Regions from separate parts of the Mus musculus genome. Here region 1 is linked to region 2. Evidence: chromatin contacts called from ENCODE POLR2A ChIA-PET data. All regions are on one chromosome and are shown on one strand. Each heading gives the region's core, a stretch centred on a gene start or an enhancer-like site at or near the end of the contact. The rest is flanking DNA. Distances are from core to core; before and after follow the strand shown.

Region 1 (2,791 bases), core at 35-2,534, 86 kb after region 2:
GACTATGTAGCCCTGGTTGTCCTGGAACTTATTATGTAGACCAAACAGACCTTTCAAATTCATAGAGATCCACCAGCCTCTGCTTTCCAAGTGCTGGGATTAAAGGCATCACTACCATGCCTGACTAGGTACCATTTTCTATAATGGATCTGATGTCCCCTATGGACACCGAGCAATGATGGTGTATGTGTGATATTATTGTACCCGTGACACCCCATTTCCCTACCCTGACTCATAGGGCACCAGAATAGAAGTATGGGAATAGCAGGCCATCTATCATGGGGTCCCGCACACAATGAGCCGTTAGGCAGAGTCAGGGCTGAGCTCTTCTGAACGGCATACTAGCTGCAGCTCCATCTATGGGTCCTAGCCCACCACACTGTAAACTTCCTAGCCATCCCCTTCAGCTCCATGCAGTAGCCAGTGAGGGTCCTCAGAGCCCCAGAGTGGGCTGATTTGAGGGGACTCCTTTTGCTAAACAGCTCAGACCTCAACACAACAGAGCAATTCAAAGCTAAAATAATTTGTGGCACCAACCCCCAGCTCTTCTGCTCAAGGAGGAACAGAGCTATGGTTGTTCTGGGCCCCCTACCTGATAGCGGCCTGAAACATCTGGTGTGTCTGATAATGCCTGAAAGGGAGCCGGTGCCAAGGCCCGCCACTAGCACCGTTGCTGCTGTTGTCTGGGAGAGTAAGGACTGCAGTGGTCTCCATGGGGGTCAAAGGGTCCCAAAGACCTTTCCCAAGAAATCTATCCTTCCTGGTCCACTCCTTGGAGAGAGACTTGAAACCAAACCAGAGGGGTCTTCTCAGTCCTGTGGGAGGTGGGGTGGGGGTGGGGAGCAGCGACCAGGACTTTTCTTTACCCAACCTGAATCCTAAAACTTTGAAGCCCCTATTCCTTGACATCTGATTGACTTTACATACAGGGTTGGTTTTCAGGGACCAGTTTGAAAACAGGCCAGGGTGAGGTCTATTCCTTGAAAGTGACACATCACAACTTTAATCCCAGCACTCAGGAGACAGAGGTAGGCAGATGTCTGTGAGTTCTAGGCCAGCCTGGTCTACATAAGCCAGTCCAGGACAGCCAGGGCTCAGTTACACAGAGAAACCCTGTTTCGAAAACCTTAAAAAAAAAAAAAAAGAAGCACACCACACACATATCGCACACACCCCTCCTTTGCCGTTTTGCTTTGCCTGGGTCTTATCAGGGAAGACAGCCAATCAGATGTGGGCAGACAGGAGCCCTCCAAGAAACTTTCCTAGCCTCATAGCCCATGAGGCAGAAGAGAGAGAGGAGGCCTGAGGTCCAGGGTGGACACCAGCCAGCCATGGCCTCAGCTGAGACTGTCTTACCCTCCATCAGTACACTCACCACCCTGGGACAGTTCCTGGACACCCAGGAGGACTTCCTCAAGGTGGGGCCAGTGTGAGTGTGTGGGAGGGGGCAGGTGGTCTTGCATAGGGCATAGTGCTTAGGGGTGGGGCGTCTATCTTACTTTAATATCCTCTGCTCTGTTTTTTGGGGGTGGAGGAGTGGGAGAGCCTCTGAGCCTTGTTTGGGGGAGATGTTCTAGGGGTCTGAGATCAAGGTGAGGCCTATTTCTCCAACAGGAAGCAGAATTCTAAGCTCTATATCTTAAGAGACTAGGCTCATAGAGACAAAGGTCCAGATAAAGGTGTCCTGGGATTTCCAGGCTTTGAGCTGTAATTTTCTGGGCTATGTGAAGACAGGGAAAGGCTAGGGAAAACGGAGTCGAAGCTGTCCCCTTTGACTCAGAACTCTGCAACCCCTTCTCCCATCCTGAATACTATTCTTGGTAAGTGTCTTAGCTGTCTCTAGCAAGACCTAATGGAGTTGTCTGGAGCTGAGAAAGGGGTTAGGGGAACCGTGTGGGTAAATGACAGGCACCAACGGTGTTTCCAGCCAGGGTTGTTTGAGGGCCAGGTACCCAGTGCCTACCATTCAAGCAGTACGCTCCCTCCCGCAGTGGTGGCGGTCTGAGGAGACGCAGGATTTGGGGCCGGGGCCCCCGAATCCCACGGGGCCGTCCCATCACGTGAGTCTGAAATCGGAGGACCCTTCCGGAGAGGACGATGAGAGGGACGTGACCTGTGCGTGGGACCCGGATCTTTTCCTTACAAACTTTCCAGGTTCCGAGTCTCCCGGCACTTCCCGGACCTGTGCCCTGGCGCCCAGCGTGGGGCCAGTGGCACAGTTCGAGCCGCCTGAGTCTCTGGGCGCCTATGCGGGTGGCCCAGGGTTGGTGACTGGGCCTTTGGGCTCCGAGGAGCACACAAGCTGGGCGCACCCGACTCCGAGACCCCCAGCCCCTGAACCCTTCGTGGCCCCTGCCCTGGCCCCGGGACTCGCTCCCAAGGCTCAGCCCTCGTACTCCGACTCGCGAGCGGGCTCCGTAGGGGGCTTCTTCCCGCGGGCGGGGCTTGCGGTGCCCGCAGCTCCAGGCGCCCCCTATGGGCTGCTGTCGGGATACCCCGCGCTGTACCCCGCGCCACAGTACCAAGGCCACTTCCAGCTCTTTCGCGGGCTCGCGGCGCCTTCTGCTGGTCCCACGGCGCCCCCTTCCTTCTTGAATTGTCTGGGACCTGGGACTGTGGCCACAGAACTCGGGGCCACTGCGATCGCCGGAGACGCAGGCTTGTCCCCGGGAACTGCGCCGCCCAAACGCAGCCGGCGAACTTTGGCACCTAAGAGGCAGGCGGCACATACGTGCGGGCACGAAGGCTGCGGGAAGAGCTACACCAAGAGCTCGCACCTCAAGGCGCACCT
Region 2 (2,894 bases), core at 309-2,808:
GATGGGGCTCACTGTGCACCACACCTCTCTTAGCATACCCATAGACATGCTTGCCTGGGTACCCATACAATATCATTGCCATTTCTCTCCATCCACCCCACCAAACCTTCAGACACACAGCCACCACTCAGAAACAAACCCTGAGATTTCCAATCCTGTGCCCAGTCACACTAGGAAGAAAAGCAAAGGAGGCTGGGATGAGTATGTGTATACTCATATTGTGTGAGAACACACAAACGCATGCGCACACACGCGCGCGCGCGCACACACACAAACACACACACACACACACACACAGTGCAGAGAAGCTCCCTGCCTTGGCAGCTACACAGCCCCTGGGAACCAGACCCCAGGGATGGGGCTCACCGTGCACCCCCTTATCCACCCCAGCCCTCCCCTGCCTGGCCGGCTGGCGAGCTTTAATACAGATGCCAAACTCATAATTGTAACTGAGGGTGACAGGGTCACCTTGAGCCCCAGATGCTCGCACGATGACAGATGGCGTTGGCAAACCTGATTAGCGGCCCCCGGTGCCAGAGCCTGTGGCACCTGCCTCCCCGCCCCTCCCCCACTCCCCCAGCACTCATTACCCACCCATTACTGGGCCTGGGGGGCAGCAGCAGGGGCCGACTGGCACTGCCTGGGAGGGCGCAGTGACTCTGCCTCCCCCCTGGCACCAAGGTTCCCAGCTGGCTCTCCAGGCTGGCAGGAGGTGGGCACAGCTGAGGTGGAGGGATGCAGGCATCTTGTGCCCGCCAGAAAAGGGGTGCTTGGGTTGAGCTGCCAGCTCAGACACTGCATGAGCTTTACCACCAAGCTCTAGGGACAGGCAGGAGGGCGCTCTCCCCGGCCCCCCAGGGCTCCATGACCCTCTCTCTAGGACAGTCTTGGGAGCTGGCAGCCAAGCAGGTTCCCACCCCTCTGTTCAGGCCTGTAAGGTCAGGGGTCGAAGCTCCCACGCTGTGCTGTCCCATCTGTTTCCTTGTGGGGGGCCCTCCTGTTCCCCCTCACCTGGATCTTTCCTTCCTGAAGCAGGAAGAGGGCCAGGGAGGGGGGAAGTTGACCAGCTCCCTCTACCCAGCACTGGGGGGGCATTTGAAGCGACGCTGCCACATGTCTCTGAGTCTCTGCCAGACGGGCCCATCTGCCAGAGCCCTGTTTCCAGCCGCCCAGAGCTAGGCTGCCTGGCTGCCACACACCCTGCCCCCCAGCTGAAGAGGGAGCCCCCCACCCAGGAAACCCTAGTCAGAAAGAAGCACGCACAGCTGGACTTGGCCAACCTTTATGGTTCCCACGGAATGCCAGGCTGGGCATGAGGCTGCTGCGGGGTCTCGGGTGGGGCAAAAAGGGAAACCCCTGGCTACTGTCGATGAGAGAGGCAGCTGCACACATGCGGGGTCGCCTCTGGTTGGGGCCAGGTTTTCCTAGCAGCTGCTTCCTGCTTGCCTGCCATAGTTTGTTGCTGTTGTTGTTGCTGCTGCTGCTGTTATTCTGGTGTCCCCAGAACAGGGTCATCTTTGCTGAGTGTCCAGGTTTGGGTAGTGCTGTCATCATAACAGTTGGGAGTGTCTGTCTTGGACACTGGGACGCGGTGCCACCTAGTGGCTAAAAGCGGAACCCCAGGCTGGGGGAGGAGCTCAGCAGGGAGCTGTGCTGCGCGTGCGTCAGGGCTGTGTCTGAAGCCCTCTCCCTATTCCACCCCTCTCCAAAAGTGACAGTGCCTAAATAGCTTCGGTTTCCTCATCTGTAAAATGACCCATGGTGAAATTCTACCTTGCGGGACTGCTGAGGATTCCTGAGGAGGACGTGAGTTAGTGATTGTGGCATGAATGTTCCCTCTCACACAGGGCTAATCATACACTATAGCTAATTTTCACCTTTTTTTAACCTCCACATATCACATACGAATAGAACCCAGGGCTTCATGCATGCTAGGCAAGCCCTCTCCCACTGAGTTATACCCTAGCCCCACATTCTACGACTATTAGTGGTCTAAACCCATGACTGGGGGACCATGTCTAGTATTCTGGCCCTGTCCAATTCTGCTCTCTTGACCCGATGCACATCATTCAGGTCACGTCTTTCTATTGCGTCTCCTGCTTCTTGCCAAGGTTCATTCATGTCCTGCGCATTCCTCTAGGATGCTCAGCTCACAGCTTCGGGCGGCACTGACACTTCTGGACCAATACCGTGGAAATCCTCACCCGCCGAGGGGAGGCTAATTGGCCAGCTCCACACCACAGCGTCACCGATGTCCAGCGCTTTCGAGCCGGCACACAGCTGTTGCAGAAGACTACAGGGGTGGGATCCGAGCTGGGAATGTAGAAGGAGGAACAGCGGCCAAAACAGAGATGATTAAGGACCCGGGCACTTGTGCAACCAGGCCTGGAGATCACCTGCAAACAGAGACAGGGACAATCAGCACTGTGGAGTCTAGGACTAGAGGAACAAGAATGGTTACCATCCACTTCTAAGCGGACAGAAAGATGTCGATGCTGAAGGCTGGAGGCTGTTTCAATCCTCCTAGTTGTGTGGCCCGAAGCAACTTACTCGACCTTTCCACACTCTTGCTTGCATAAAATCTTCCAAATCCGAGGCTGGTGAGAGTCATAAAATGATGTGGTGCAAGCATGAAGACCCCCAGCGCTCACATAAAATGGGACACACACCTGTAATCTCAACCCTGAGAAGGTGACGACAGAAGGCTCCCTGGGGCTTGCTGGCCAACCCAGCCTAGCTGAATTGGTGAGCTCCTGGGTTCAATTCTCAGCGCCTGTATGGCAACTCACAACTTCTCCATTTCAGAGGATTTGACAACTCTTTTTGGGCACCAAACATATGTATAGGACACACATATATGCATACAAAACACCCATAGAATTAATTTTATTTAC

Evidence for each region. ChIA-PET counts read pairs that join two places held with the same protein, here RNA polymerase II (POLR2A).
Region 1: POLR2A ChIA-PET joins it to region 2 with 10 read pairs in embryonic stem cell. The contact joins the promoter of Klf1 here to the enhancer-like site in region 2. POLR2A ChIA-PET finds 5 or more read pairs at or near these places in 4 of 5 experiments (Patski and embryonic stem cell).

The regions. Positions count from the first base shown.
Region 1 is chr8:84,900,698-84,903,488 of GRCm38, forward strand. It overlaps Klf1 (Kruppel-like factor 1 (erythroid)), which reads left to right and starts at 1,285. Exons shown (of 3, transcript NM_010635.3): 1 at 1,285-1,418; 2 at 1,992-2,791. The coding sequence starts at 1,332.
Region 2 is chr8:84,814,138-84,817,031 of GRCm38, forward strand. Dand5 (DAN domain family member 5, BMP antagonist) reads right to left here. Exons shown (of 2, transcript NM_201227.3): 2 at 1,268-2,396. The coding sequence ends at 2,151. Among named protein-coding and RNA genes, the nearest start is that of Dand5, 7.2 kb to the right of the region's middle. Within about 2 kb of position 1,559, at least 1 of the 3 ENCODE cell types and tissues checked has a DNase peak (open chromatin) inside an H3K27ac peak, as active enhancers do.